Regions from separate parts of the Mus musculus genome. Here region 2 is linked to region 1. Evidence: chromatin contacts called from ENCODE POLR2A ChIA-PET data. All regions are on one chromosome and are shown on one strand. Each heading gives the region's core, a stretch centred on a gene start or an enhancer-like site at or near the end of the contact. The rest is flanking DNA. Distances are from core to core; before and after follow the strand shown. Region 1 holds the start of Uevld (UEV and lactate/malate dehyrogenase domains). Region 2 holds the start of Tmem86a (transmembrane protein 86A).

Region 1 (6,600 bases), core at 2,653-5,152:
AAATGTCTCGGAATGCACTGCGACACTGGCTGTGTTTGCTCGATCATGTGACCAGGCTGAGATTCAGTCTTACCCACAGAACAGGTAGAGCGCCACATCACAGAGAAGGAAAGCGGGGACAGGCACAGGCATCAATAGGAACACACAGGACCCTGGCCCTCCATTACTGAGAGCAAGGCTCTCTCCCCAGAGCAAGTCTCTGTCTCTCACCCTCTCTTCTGGTCTCACAACCCACCAGCCTAACAGGCACTATTTGACAAGTTGTTACATGGACTTAAAATTAATCTAGGCTTTCCTTGTCGTCTACAGGATCCTGCCAGACCTAGTAAGGTCCCGAGCAGACACCTCAGGTATATGTAAAGACACGTTCAGAGCAGTGCACACCAAAGAACTAGCTTCCGTACTTACCCTGATACATCACAGGAATTGTACCGGTGAAATTCAGCAGGTCTTTTTGGGATGTATCTTTGAAAACTAGAAGACAAAGTTCCAAAATGTCAGTCAGAAGTAGAGACTAGCAAAGGGAAGTGTAAGAACACAAAACTTTGACAGTCAAGTCCAAATCTGATGCCCACCTTCCTTTCTTAAGAGACATATAAGTTGCCAGGCATAATGTCCTACACTTGTCACCCCAGCCCCTGAGAGGCGTTGGCAGAAGGACAGTCATGAGCTCAAGACCGCTACCAGACCAGCAAAGGAATGCAAACCAATCATGTCTCAAAACCACAGACGGTGGAGTGGGGCTCGGTTGGTAGAGTACTTGGCTAGTATATACAAAGCCCTGGCTTCAACGTCTATCACCAAAGAAAGCAGGGAGTGGCAGTGCCTGCCTGCAATCCCAGCACTCAGGAGCTGCAGGATGAGGATCGGAAGTTCAAGGCCATCCCTTAGCTACATCGCAAGTTCTGAGATTAAAAGAAGAGAAATAAAAACGGAAGCTCTTTAGGCCAAATAATTAATAACCCAAATAATGCAGCGAGGACTAGAAGACACTATTCATACCATAGGTGTCCACGGAGTATCTGAAGTGCGGGAAAGACACGCTCACATTCTTCAGCTCTTCCACAGTCAGATCCCTGAACTTGTACTGAAATGAGAGCAATGAGCAGCACGGAATGAAGACAGAGCTACGGACGGACAAGACTAAATACCTGCTGTGGGACAAGGACCAAGCGCTTTACCACCACAGGTGTCACCAGAGTTTGACTCATTATGAATGCGAGGCAGGGTCTCACTTTACAGTTCAGGCGGACCTCAAGCTGGCCATCCATCTTCCCTTCCCGTCTCCGCCCCCTAGATGCCAGGAACACAGGCATCCATCATCAAGGATTTCTGGTTTCATCATTGAAACCATAGTTCTGAGGAGCACGGAGAGTTTACAGGTGCTCCACTTGATAGAAAAAGAAAAAAAAAAAAAAAAAAAAGAAATCTAGAGAATCCATGCAATTTGCTAAGTTGGATACCAAAGCAAGGTATTAAACACCAAGCTTAACCCCAAGCTCTGGGCCTTGATCAGTTAAGTCTAAATGCCTCCAAACACCCCGAGAGCCTGTGGGACAGTACATGATGAACCACTCATGAGCATTCAAGATCCACCTGTCTTTAACTACATTTTAATTTACTAATTTAATGCAGGTATGTAAGTGTGGGTGCTGATGTGGAGGGCAGAGGACACTCGCAGGAATCAGCTCTTCCTTCCAACCCCAGGCTTCCAGGGACCAAGCTCAAGGGTGTCCTGCTTGATGGCAGCTGTCTCACCAACCTGTCAGCCCTTTTGTCTGAATGCCTCCTTCACTAGAGACAACTTGACTTTCCCTTGTCCGCCTCCAGCTGGTATCTTAGATTTTACAGGGGAAAGAAATACAAGCAAGAGTTTGCTACAAGCTGGTGAACTGCCTCTCCCTGTCTTTCTTTGTGGCCTTGTGGGCGCCATCATGTAACTTCTCTCAACTTATTTTCTTACCTACAAAGAAAAATCCTACCCACTCCCGAGGCTCACCATGAGGATTAATTGAGAGGAGGCAGTTTATCAACATCATGGAAATCGAATAAAACTACTTGGAAATCAGTTCAGAAAGGTACAGAAGGGATATTGAAAACCTACCACTGTTGGAAGAAATAAAATGGAAAGGTTTTTTTTTTGTTGTTGTTGTTTGTTTTGTTTTTTCGGTTTTTCAAGACAGGTTCCTCTGTGTAGCCCTGGCTGTCCTAGAATTCACTTCGTAGACCAGACTGGCCTCGAACTCACAGAGATTTGCCTGCCTCCGCCTCCCAAGTGCTGGGATTGAAGACCTGGCTTGGAAAACTGTTTTAAGTGGGAAAGTATCCTGTGTTTGTGGATCTAAGATCGTCATGATCATCACATTTCCCGAAAGGTTTGGCGTAATCCCTTAGTGAAACTTCAGCTGTTACAAAAGTCTGAAAACTGGGCTGGAGATGTATCTAAACGATAAAGCAGTTGCTTAGGATATCCAGAAGGCCTGGTTTTGGTCTGCAGCACACACATACCTCACCATTAAACACCAATTGATATGGACACTCGTGAGACTTAGAACAGCCACAATAACCTTGGAAATGAACAAAAAAGTTTGGCGAAATCGCAGCATAATCAAGATACAAACCATAATCAAAATGAGACAACAGTAAGTGCTGGCGAGGACGTGGGGAACTCAGAACTCCCCCGTACCTATCTGCACTGCTGTGGACTGGAACACAGTCTCAGCTTCACAGGGCAGCTGTACTGATGAATGCCTTTGATCCCAAGCCCTTGCTAGGCAGAGGCAGGAGAATCTTGGTGAGTTTGAGGCCAGCCTGGTCTAGATTTTTTTTTTGTATTTTGTCTCATTATGTAGCCCTGGCTGTCCAGAACTTTACTATGTAGAGCAGGCTGGCCTCAACTCACAGAGAGCTACCTGTTTCTGCCTCCTGAGTGCCTGGATTAAAGCCGTGTGCCACCACACCAGGCTTCTTTTTCTCTTTTTTCTTTTTGCAAATGAGAAGTCTTACAACCAACTCAATCAACCTACACCTGTAACTGTAAGCTAAACCATCAGAATCAACTACATACACGATTTCAACTTTAGGAGCTCTTAAAACTCTTACAAGTGTAAAAACTGTCCCGACAAAGAGACACCCCCTACGTCCAAGAATATCAGCACAGAATCATGTTTCAGGGCTCTTCCAGGGCAATCTGAACGGCCAGGATCACTAAACAAGGTAACCTCTGAACTAGACAGCCCTAGTATGCTCGAGGGCGGGAGTCAGGAATGCTGAGCATACAGCCTGGGGGTGGGGTGGGTAGAGACTTGAGGGTGGAAGAAACCTCCATCCACCTTTCCACAGTAAAGCCCTGTCCAGGCCTGCACTCGCGTCTGCGGGGTTCTCGTTGTGAGTACCTACAATGTGACCACAGTGCTAGATGAGAGGACTACAGAGACAAGAGTACAGTGTACAGTCACAAACGCTCCAGGAGGAAGCACGGCGGAGAATGGCTTCCACAAGGTGATAACCCGGATTTCTCAAAGCAGGTAGAGACACTAGCAGGGAGTGACTCATTCAAGGGGGGCGAGGCACCGCCTGCCTGTGACCCCAGCACCGGGAGGCTGAAGCAGGAGGATTGCCGCGACTTCCAGGCCAGCCTGGGAAAGAGTATGTATGGGTGTGTCAAAACGACAAAACAATCTTGGAAAAAAGGACATGGGGTGGGGGGAATGGGCTGGGGCGACGCGCAGTGACGAGAATGCTAGGTCCCGTCCGCCCCCCGACCTGCCTGCACCTTGCCTAGCAGCCGTCTCACGCCCTCACAGTCGAACTCCATGGTCAGCAGGGGCGCGTTCTTCGGCCGCAGTCACTGGGCTTGTTTCAAAACACGCTGGGAACGGAGGCCGCACGGGCCCAAACTTCCGCAGAGGACGGTCCCCGCCTTCTGCAGTAGGCGGAGCTCGGGTAGGATGCATCCAGACGCCGCGCCCCGTCAGTCAGGTATCGACTAGACCCGGAGACCAGATCTCAGAGCCCCGCCCCGTCCCACCCCGCCCTTTCCAGTCCGAGGACTCCCGCGGGTTCTGCATCTACCTTTACCCTAAACTAGAGACTGACAGCCGCCCAGGGCTCCGGGGACTGGAGCGCCCTGCGAGGTGGAAAAATACCGCCCGCTTGCTGGGGGTGGGTGGGGTGGGGGTGGGAATTTAGCTAGGAAGAACCAAAGAACGAACAGATGCAAGCGACATGCGAGTTTCCTGGGAGACTAGAATTCAGCACAAAATTGGGGGGTGGGGGAGAATTATCAAAGTCAAAAAGTGTAGCCGAATTTTAATGTTCAAAATCAAGGTTTTGCCGGGTGATGGTGACGCACGATTTTAAATCCCAGCATTCAGGAGACAGGGTCAGGCTGGTCTCTGCCAACCTGGTCTACAAAGTGAGTTCCAGGACAGCCAGGGCTACACAGAGTGAGAACCACCTATAACTCCAGTTGAATAGCTTCTCACACCCTCTTCTGGGCGCTGCGTGTTCGTGGTGAGCTACTTCTGCACTGTACTTGCAGGCAAAACACCCGTACACATAAAGTAAAAACAAATTTCAAAAATAATATTGTCACGACTAACCAAAAACCAACTGCACAGAAATAAGACTCTTTTTCCTGACAAGTGTCACTAACAAGATTATTAAAATGGCTAGTAAGCTATGCTTAGAATCAAAACACATCAGTCTTGACCTACACATAGCAAAATGGCTTTTATTCTTTTGATCCATGTCTATATGGTCTTCATAAATCACCTTATAATATTACTTACCTTAGAAGAATTCTATGAAGAAATAAGTATACCACCACATTGAAAAAGCAATCTTATAGCTCATTCTCCTTAAGCCACATAATATTTTAAGTGTGCCTTGTATTTCTGCTTAATGAACTATCTTTTTCATTCTAATATCTCCTCAAAGTCTTTGTGCAGTAGCAGTCAAGATCCCTGCTGCAGCTGAGGTGAGACCCCCTGAGTTGAGGTTCCTCCAGCTTTATAGCTAGCAAAATCCATCTTTGTCTCTGGCATAGAACACTCACAATAACTTGTTAGAAGTGCAGACTCCTGGGGCTAGAGAGATGGCTCAGTAGTTATGCCAACTGTAACCCTGGCTCCAGGGGTATAGGGCATCTCTGGGCTTCCAGGGCACCTGCACTCATGTGCACGCGCGCGCGCGCGCACACACACACACACACACACATACACACACACACACATACACATGCATGTGCACACACATGAACACACATAGACACACATTTAATTGCAAAATGTTAAATGCAGGCAGGTAGACAGATGGTTTAGCTGTTAAGGGCAGTTGCTGTTCTTGAACAGGAACAAGGTTCAATTCCCACATAGCAGCTCAAGGCTATGTATAACTCTAATTTTAGGGGATCTGATGCCCTTGTGCCCTCCCTCTCCTACCCTTTTCTGACACCAGGCACTCTTTTTTTTTTTTTTAAAGATTTATTTATTTATTGTATGTGAGTACACTGTTGCTATCTTCAGACACACCAGAAGAAGGCATCAGATCCCATTACTGATGGTTGTGAGCCACCATGTAGTTGCTGGGAATTGAACTCAGGACCTCTGGAAGAGCAGTCAGTGCTCTTAACGGCTGAGCCATCTCTCCAGTCCCCAACACTAGGCACTCTTATGGTGCACATACAGGCAGCTCACACACATAAAATAAAGATGAGTAAATAAACAAGAGAATTTTGAAGAACTTATTTGTTGATATGAAATTGTATCTATTTGTTGGTATAGTTGATATTTTGAAATATTTATACGTTGTGGAGTGGCTAAATTGAAACAATTAGTATGAAAGATATAGACTTAGGCAAACAGAAACTCTAGGGCTAGTCTGAGAAATGTTTTGGATGCTGGGGATGGAAATCAGGTCCCCAGCTCTGTGGCAGACCTGTACTGCCAGCTGCCAGGCAGGGTGTTTCAGCTGCCTTCAAGACAATCCCGAAGGAGTGAGGTCAGGACACTGTACTATGGGGCTTTCTCCTAGGACTCTGGTTTATGAAGACCTTCCTGCCAGAGGCTGGAACATAGCTGTACTTAAGAAACTAGGCTTTGGGCTGGAGAGAGAGATGGCTCGGCAGTTAAGAGCACAGACTGCTCTTCCAGAAGTCCTGAGTTCAATTCCCAGCAACTACATGGTGGCTCCTAACCACCTGTAATGGGATCCAGTGCCCTCTTCTGGTGTGTCTGAAGACAGCTGCAGTGTACTAACATACATAAAATAATATTTAACAAAAAGAAAGGAAGAAACTAGGTCTCCTGCTCCTTACAGGGAGGGACAGCAGTACAGCTCAGGGAGACGGTGTCTGAAGTGTTTGAGGATTTGGACACCTGGAGGAAGCTCTAAGGAAGAAAGGGCTCACTCTGGACTAGTGCTATCAGAAGCAGACACGTTTCAGTGACTAACTTCCCTGTGAAGGTTGTATGTAAGATGGGTACACTTGGAAAAAGGAAGGCTATAACCAGCAATGACTGACAAAGCAGCCGGGGCAGCTGGTCTTAGCCAACAGGAACCTGTTTGGTATTTCCTTGTTCTTGGTTCAGTTGTGTC
Region 2 (7,015 bases), core at 4,498-6,997, 92 kb after region 1:
AAGGGCACACAGCACATGAAGAGCCTGAACTTCAACCAGGCTGTGCTCAGCCCCAAGCCCAGAGTCTAATCACAGAGCCCAGGACATCTCTAGGAGACCACTTTTAACTCCACATATTATCTTGCACAGTGTCAATATTTAGCCCTCACCGAGGGTCCAGAAAGGACAGGGTCCTACATAGACCTTAGGGCATGGAACATAGTTAGGAAAGGGGATGGGTCATGGCTCACCATCTTCTAAGCTTCTGCCACACCACAAAGGAGTAGACCACCATTTGTCACCTGTTCTGGAAGGAGGTAAGTAACCAAATCACAAACCTCACATTATCTCTGGGGTGCATATCGTTTAGCTGTGCCTGTCTTTTTCTCTGTGAGTACACTTGTATCTGAGTATGTCAGAACTTACCAGTCACATCTTCAATATATGTTTATATATGGTTGACTCAATGTTTTTCTTTGTCTGCCATTCCATTAAATGTCATTGTCCCTCAGAGCTTGGCTTGGTACTTCTTCTCTGCTCTATCAAGAGCCTTGACTGGTTAGTGGCATCCATATAGCTGTCGTTATGGCTGTTACTTATGCCCTTTATCTTAGTCAAAAGCCCAAGGAAGAACTGACTGTGACTGGAAAGGCTAGACCTCTGTCTTTATTTCTGGTCTGAGCTCTCCCCCCCCTCCCCAAGACAAGGTTTCTCTGTGTAGCCCTGGCTGTCCTGGAACTCACTCTGTAGACCAGGCTGGCCTCGAACTCAGAAATTTGCCTGCCTCTGCCTCCCAAGTGCTGGGATTAAAAGCGTGCGCCACCACGCCCGGCTGGCCTGAGCTCTTGATTGGTATCTAGTGCCTTCCAAACACCCACATTTGGCTGACATACATTCATTTCTCGTTAAAAAACTTAATAATGCTGGGTGTGGTGGCGCATGCCTTCAATCCCAGCACTTGGGAGGCAGAGGCAGGTGGATTTCTGAGTTTGAGGCCAGCCTGGTCTACAGAGTGAGTTCCAGGACAGCCAGGGCTATACAGAGAAACCCTGTCTCAAAAAAACAAAAACAAACAAACAAACAAACAAAAAACTTAATCATGATGGTACAGGCCTTCAATCCCTCTGGGATTGTAAGTGGATCTTTGTAAGTCAGCCTAGTCTATACAGTGAGTTCCTGGCCAGCCTGGGCTACATAATAAGGCACTGTCTCAAAAACAAACAGACGAAAGAAAGAAGGGAAGAAAGAAAGAAAGAAAGGAAGAAAGAAAGAAACAGATAACCCCAACAACCTTATCAACCTACTCGCATACTTCATCTGACTTTGTTGCACTTCTAGTATCTCTTCTCCAAATCTTCAGAGTAAATGGGAGGGTGTAACAGCAGGGAAGGTTCTGAAAAGCCTGTTAGATGTCTTGGGGAAGTTGGGACCAGGCCTAGAGAGCCAGAACCATGCAGAGAAGTTAAGAACAGAAAACAACTGGCATCTACTGGGCCAAGTCTAAATTCCTTACTAGAACCTTCAAGATCCTTCCTGACCTAGCTCCTCTTAGTCATTCTCCACTCTCTCAATATCTCCTCTCCAGCTCACACAATCAACCTCTCCCTCCCAGTCCCCAGTGCCACAGGTGTGTCTCCTATTCAGCGTGTCTCCTGTACGCATCTGACTCCATCTTCTGAGCGATTTGTATCCATTGCTGTTTGATCAATGAAGGCTAACTTCTTCTTCTAGATTAAGCCCCACCTCCTTCTACCGTAGCAGGTACAATGGATCACTCTGATGTTTTCTTTCATGTCACGTCTGACATACCTTTGCCCCTTCAGTTATTATTATCATTTTTTTTTCTTGAGGCTGTGTTGACTGCTCTGGTCTTGATTTTGTTGGCTCAAGGCAGCCTCCCACATGAATTGCCTGAGCATCTGGGACTGCAGGTTTCTGACACCACACCTAGCTTCATACCTCAATTACTTCAGTTGCCACATCACCGGTCTGTTTACTTGCCTGCTTGTGAACTCCATGAGTCCAGAGGCTGATCCTAATCAATATTTACAACTTCAGCATCTAAGATGATAACTGATACATATAGATTTATTGGCCAAATCAACGGTGAATAGGGTTACCTTCTTTCAGACAGGCAGGTACAGAGGAGATGACAGGGCTGTGTGAGAAGGACCAGATGACAAGTCATTTGGGGTACAGAAAAGAAGAAATGCCAGTTTTCATTAAGTCCTACTCTAGCCCTCTACTACCTGGAATAGAGAATCAAGAAAGCCTAGAACACCCTCCCCAAACTGCTGAAGAAGTTTAAAAATTGATCAAAATATATTACCCATATGGATAAAATTAGGATAAGTTCTTTCTTTGAAGGAAAACACAGTTTTTAGTGTCTGTGTCAGACAAGGCTCAGCAGCATATAACTGAAGAGGATCAATTACTACCTGTAGAGATGTGGGCAGATTAACCAAACTGTTGCTAGTATTTGGTTTTCTTTTCCCTCTTGGAATTATAGAATCCACAATAAAATGGAATGTTCACTGAACAGTGAAGATTTTTTATTCTTGGCCAAGAATAGAAATGGAAGATAAATTTGCAAAGTAGCTGCTCTAACGGCTAATCAGGAAGTTATAGCCATCAGTTAAAAACAAAAACAAAAGCAAAAACAAAAACAAGGGCGGGATAGGCTACTGAAGGACAGAAAGAGTCCTATCTTTTCTGGGGATGAATAGAAAATTTCTGGGAATTCAGATATCCCTATTTTTGTTCCATTTAAAGTTCTTTCTGGTCACCTGTCATGGTGTTGAGAGGTGTCATTTAGCACACTATCATAGGATTGTAAGAAAGTCAGAAGTCACGGGGCAGTCATCTACTATAGATCTTAAACCTGACTGGTTGGTTAGCCACCTGGAGAAGAACTTCTGGCCGTTGGGCATCTTGTCTTCAAAGGTAAGGTTAGAGCAGGGCAGAAATTCAGGGAGTTCAAGCAGGCAGAGTGAGATGAGGATTAGATAGCAAAATCAACCATTGGTCCAGAGACACACTGCCAAAGCCCATTGGTCCAGAGACAACACTGCCCAAAGCCTGAGGTTTTAGGAAGACAGCCTGGAGTTAGCCAGGGAGGAGCATAGTTTCTAGAAACGCCAGATTCTCAGCCTGGTCAGGTGGGCTTTGTCCATGTTTTCCTCCCACCCTGACAGGCTCTCAGCTGAATTCAACTAGAAGTGGGAGTCCTGGGATGCACCGTACTTAAGTCTAGGGCTTGGGCTCCCAGGGCAGAGGGAAGGACCAAGGAAATATCTGGACTGCGTATGGTGACACACATTCAGTCTCAACAGTTGGGAGGCAGAGGCAGCTGATCTCTGTATGTTTAGTGCCAGCCTAATTTACATAGAGTTCCAGGTTACCCAGAGCCATACAGTGAGACTCTGTCTCAAAACAAAACAACAAACAACTCTGAATGGGCAAGAGGGCAGTCTTAGAAGTGGCACGGAGGAGTGGTGCTATGCTTTTGTGGGCCACCTACTTATGTAATTACTTTGCCTACTGGTAGTAAAATCCTGTGAATAACATTTTTAGACCTTTTATTTTTTTGTATCTTTAGGTATTTGTATATGAAGCTTATGACAATTGGTGAATTAGTAGGGCTAAGGTAGGACATTGACTTTCTTTTTTTCTTTCTCTTGTGTAACAGAACCCTGGCTATCTTGGATTCACTATGTAGACCAGGCTGGCCTCAAACTCAAGAGATCCACCTAGCTCTGCCTCCTGAGTGCTGGGATTAGAGGTGTGTGCCACTATGACCAACAACATGTTGGTCTCCAGTAATTTTGGCTGGCCCCAACTATTAAAGTTTACGGTCTCAGGGGTTGGAGAGATGGCTTGGTGGGTTAAAGCACTGCTCTTGCAGAGGACCAGAGTTCTGGTCCCAGCAGAGTTGCCATTCGGGCAATTCACAGATGCTTGTATACCACGTCCGGGAGTTCTGACAACTCTGACCTCAACTACATTCACTCTTCCCCTAGTAAGAGAAATCCTCTTAAAAGTTCACAGTCTCATCTTTATAATTAGGCAAACTAGGGTCCAGAGAAACAAAAATGCCTGGCTTGACTACACCCTTAAGTGACATGGGAAGGTTTGTAAATGCGTGTGGTGATTTTATAACCTGTTGATGGGAGACTGAGGCTCCAAAGATGGAGTAGCGTGTGCCCAATTACACCACCAGTAAGTCCCAGGCAAGGAGGGGCCAAGTCCGTGTTGCTTTCAGTTCAATGTTCTTTCTGAGCAACACATTTGGTAATAGTGTATATGACAAAGCCTTGGGGGCAGCCATTCTCATTGCTCATTCAGATAATGTAGGTGAGAAGCTGCTAACTAGGAAAAAACATGAGTGTGCCTAGAGATTAGGCATGTGACTCCCCTCCCTCAAACCTTGACTCTCACCTTTTTTGGATGACATTTGGAATTTTCGGTTGTCAATACTGTCACTAGGAAAAGGGCTGTCCCTCTCTGAGGGGATGTCAGGTCGGTAGTTTAGGGACCAGGATGGCTGGGGAAGGCCTGGAGGGGGAAATGAAGAGAATGACCTCAGGAAGAGCTCACTGGAGAGTTCAGTATGTGTCTCTCCCTGGCCAGCACGAGGTTGGGGTCTAGTATACAGCCCTGTATCCCCATCTCAGGAGTGGCCAGCGTTCTTTGCCTTTCCAACCGCTGAAAGCTTTGTGTATATTACAGACCACATTCCTACCCTTTTGGATGTATTTGGAAACCTGCATCCCCATGTAGCCTGCTAGATAGACTTGTACTTCCCGAAACCAGGTACCTTTCCCCTTCTTCATCCTACACAACGTGTCTGGATTGAGCAGAGCCTTAGAGGTCACCCATGCATTTTACAGTTGAGGAAATCTAGGCTACAGAGGCAAAGGCTATGGAAGTGGCAAACACAGCCGCATTGCAGTCCATTTGACTCCTTGCCAATCCACCAAATTCTGAACACATACTTCTAAACATGCTTCAAACCACTAGTATTATAACCATTTTATTGTTTTTCTGGCAGCCAGTTTACACGCCTTTGGGTCTTTTGGTCACCGTTGCTGCAGCTGTGAGGGGTGTATGTTCAAGGCAACCTAGTGCCTGTAATTTGTTTACTCATTGCTGTTATGGGGTCCACATACAGGCTGCTGCTTGCTTTCATCGTGTCTTTCATGGTACGGTGAAGGATGATGGTCAACCCACAGCTCCCTTTCTGTAGCTTTATTTGTTTAGTGTACAAGTGTCCACGCGTGCTTAATGCTACTACGAGTCTATATAGTATATTGTGTGCCTGGATACATATCTCTTACCATGCTGAACGTTGAGTGTCTGTTGATCCTCTGTGTCCATTGGGACACATTGGGACATTGTCAAAGACATGTCTTAAAGGAATTGCATCCGCCTAGATGGTATGTTTAAAGGTTGACGAGAATCTGCCTTTGCTTTTTGTTCCGGTGTTAAGAGAAGATGCATCTCGCTGTGCTCCGGGTCAGTGGTGTGCCTGTCTCTTAGCCAGGCTGGCTATCCAACCTTGGGGGTCGCCGTCACGTTCCGGGATGCCCTGGCACGCCTCCCTAAGAGGCGTGGCCTGAAGGCCACGCCCACGCCCGGGGGTGGGAGGATCTCCTTTTCAACGCAGAAACAGAGGGAGCCCGGCCGGCGCCGCCAGCAGGGCTCCGCCCATACGAGGCTTCGGCCCGTTCATTGGCTGGGTCTGTGGTGACGTCGTCGGGTTCACAGACAGTACTCTGAGCGCCCAGCGCGCGGGAGGTATTGTGCTTCACCCCAGCTTTGTTCGGTCGTCTGCTCACCTGGCTCTGGGTGCGTCCTGGTGGTGCAACCCGGAGCGGGTGCCAGCAGCCGCAGCCGCAGCCGCCGCCGCCATGGTGTCTCCGGTCACTGTGGTGAGTGCGCGAGCGCGCGAGCCCGCGGCCAAGCCCCCCGGGCCTGGGACGAGGCAGCGGCAAGCCGGGCCGCCGAGGGGGGCGGAGGAAGGTGCTGTCCCCTCCGGGGAAGCGGCTGCTGTCACGGTTTTTAGCTCCTCACTCTTGTAGCGTCCCTCCTACGCGCGCCCCTCGTCTGCCCGCGGGAGGGAGGAAAACATTGTGCACGTGACTCGGAAGCGTGACTGTTGATCCATGAGTGTCTGGAGCGGGTCTGCAGGTCTTGGCCTGGAACTGGATGCTGCAGGCCCTAGGGTTCTGTGTGGTGGACCCTCAGGGAAGCATTCGAGAGGGTGCAGGGGGGTGCCGACTTCCTGGGAATGCCCCAAGTTTCTCTTAATATTGTAGGTGCAGGAGGTGACGCCTCTGTCTTAGTAACGCTGTTCAGGCGATAGGTGAAGGTGGACCTCTCTCTGTTGACCTGACCTCCTTTCCAGACTTTCTCAACTCCAGCCTTTGAGTTGTCTCTTCACACTTCTAAGGCTGGCTTCTCTGACTGTCATGATTTCACCACTTACTGCCAGTTTCTTCTAGGAAATATGGGTCTGGGGAGTAGGGGGAGGGGGAGCAAAGGTGATGTTTCTGAAGGCTGACAGGTGGAGCTGGGCATGCAAAGGTGATGTTTCTGAAGGCTGACAGGTGGAGCTGGGCATCCCTCCCCCCCCCCCCCCCCCCCGTTTCCTCCCTTTGGCCTTGCCCTCACTCTGACTATCCCTGATAAGGGAGTTTCCATGGGAAGGGAGTGTCAACTCTGCTCCCATCTCTAACCTCTGGAAAAACAAGAGCAGGCTTGTACTCTGGACCCACTATATGTCTCTTCTCTACCCTTTCCTAGTTGCATCAGGTACCTGGTTGCCAGGGGATCTAAGTGTCTTGTCCCTTCAGAGTCCTGTGTGGAGTGGCTTGCTCACACACAGTCAGAGCACTTTTGTTGGAGTATGGGTCTATAGGGAACCTCAACTGCTCCAATTCATGCTCAGAAACCCTGAACTTGCAGGCCAGGGGAAGGAGCTTCGGGAGACCACAGAACATCTGCAGAATCTCCTCCCCCTGCTCAGACTCTGCCT

What was found. ChIA-PET counts read pairs that join two places held with the same protein, here RNA polymerase II (POLR2A).
Region 2: POLR2A ChIA-PET joins it to region 1 with 19 read pairs in Patski. The contact joins the promoter of Tmem86a here to the promoter of Uevld in region 1. POLR2A ChIA-PET finds 5 or more read pairs at or near these places in 2 of 5 experiments (Patski and embryonic stem cell).

What each region holds. Positions count from the first base shown.
Region 1 is chr7:46,954,616-46,961,215 of GRCm38, forward strand. Uevld (UEV and lactate/malate dehyrogenase domains) reads right to left here and starts at 3,903. Exons shown (of 12, transcript NM_001040695.1): 1 at 3,776-3,903; 2 at 1,003-1,087; 3 at 409-474. The coding sequence starts at 3,817. It overlaps Gm39012 (a long non-coding RNA gene), which reads left to right and starts at 3,268. Exons shown (of 2, transcript XR_882075.3): 1 at 3,268-3,648.
Region 2 is chr7:47,044,893-47,051,907 of GRCm38, forward strand. Tmem86a (transmembrane protein 86A) reads left to right here and starts at 5,748. Exons shown (of 3, transcript NM_026436.3): 1 at 5,748-5,909. The coding sequence starts at 5,889.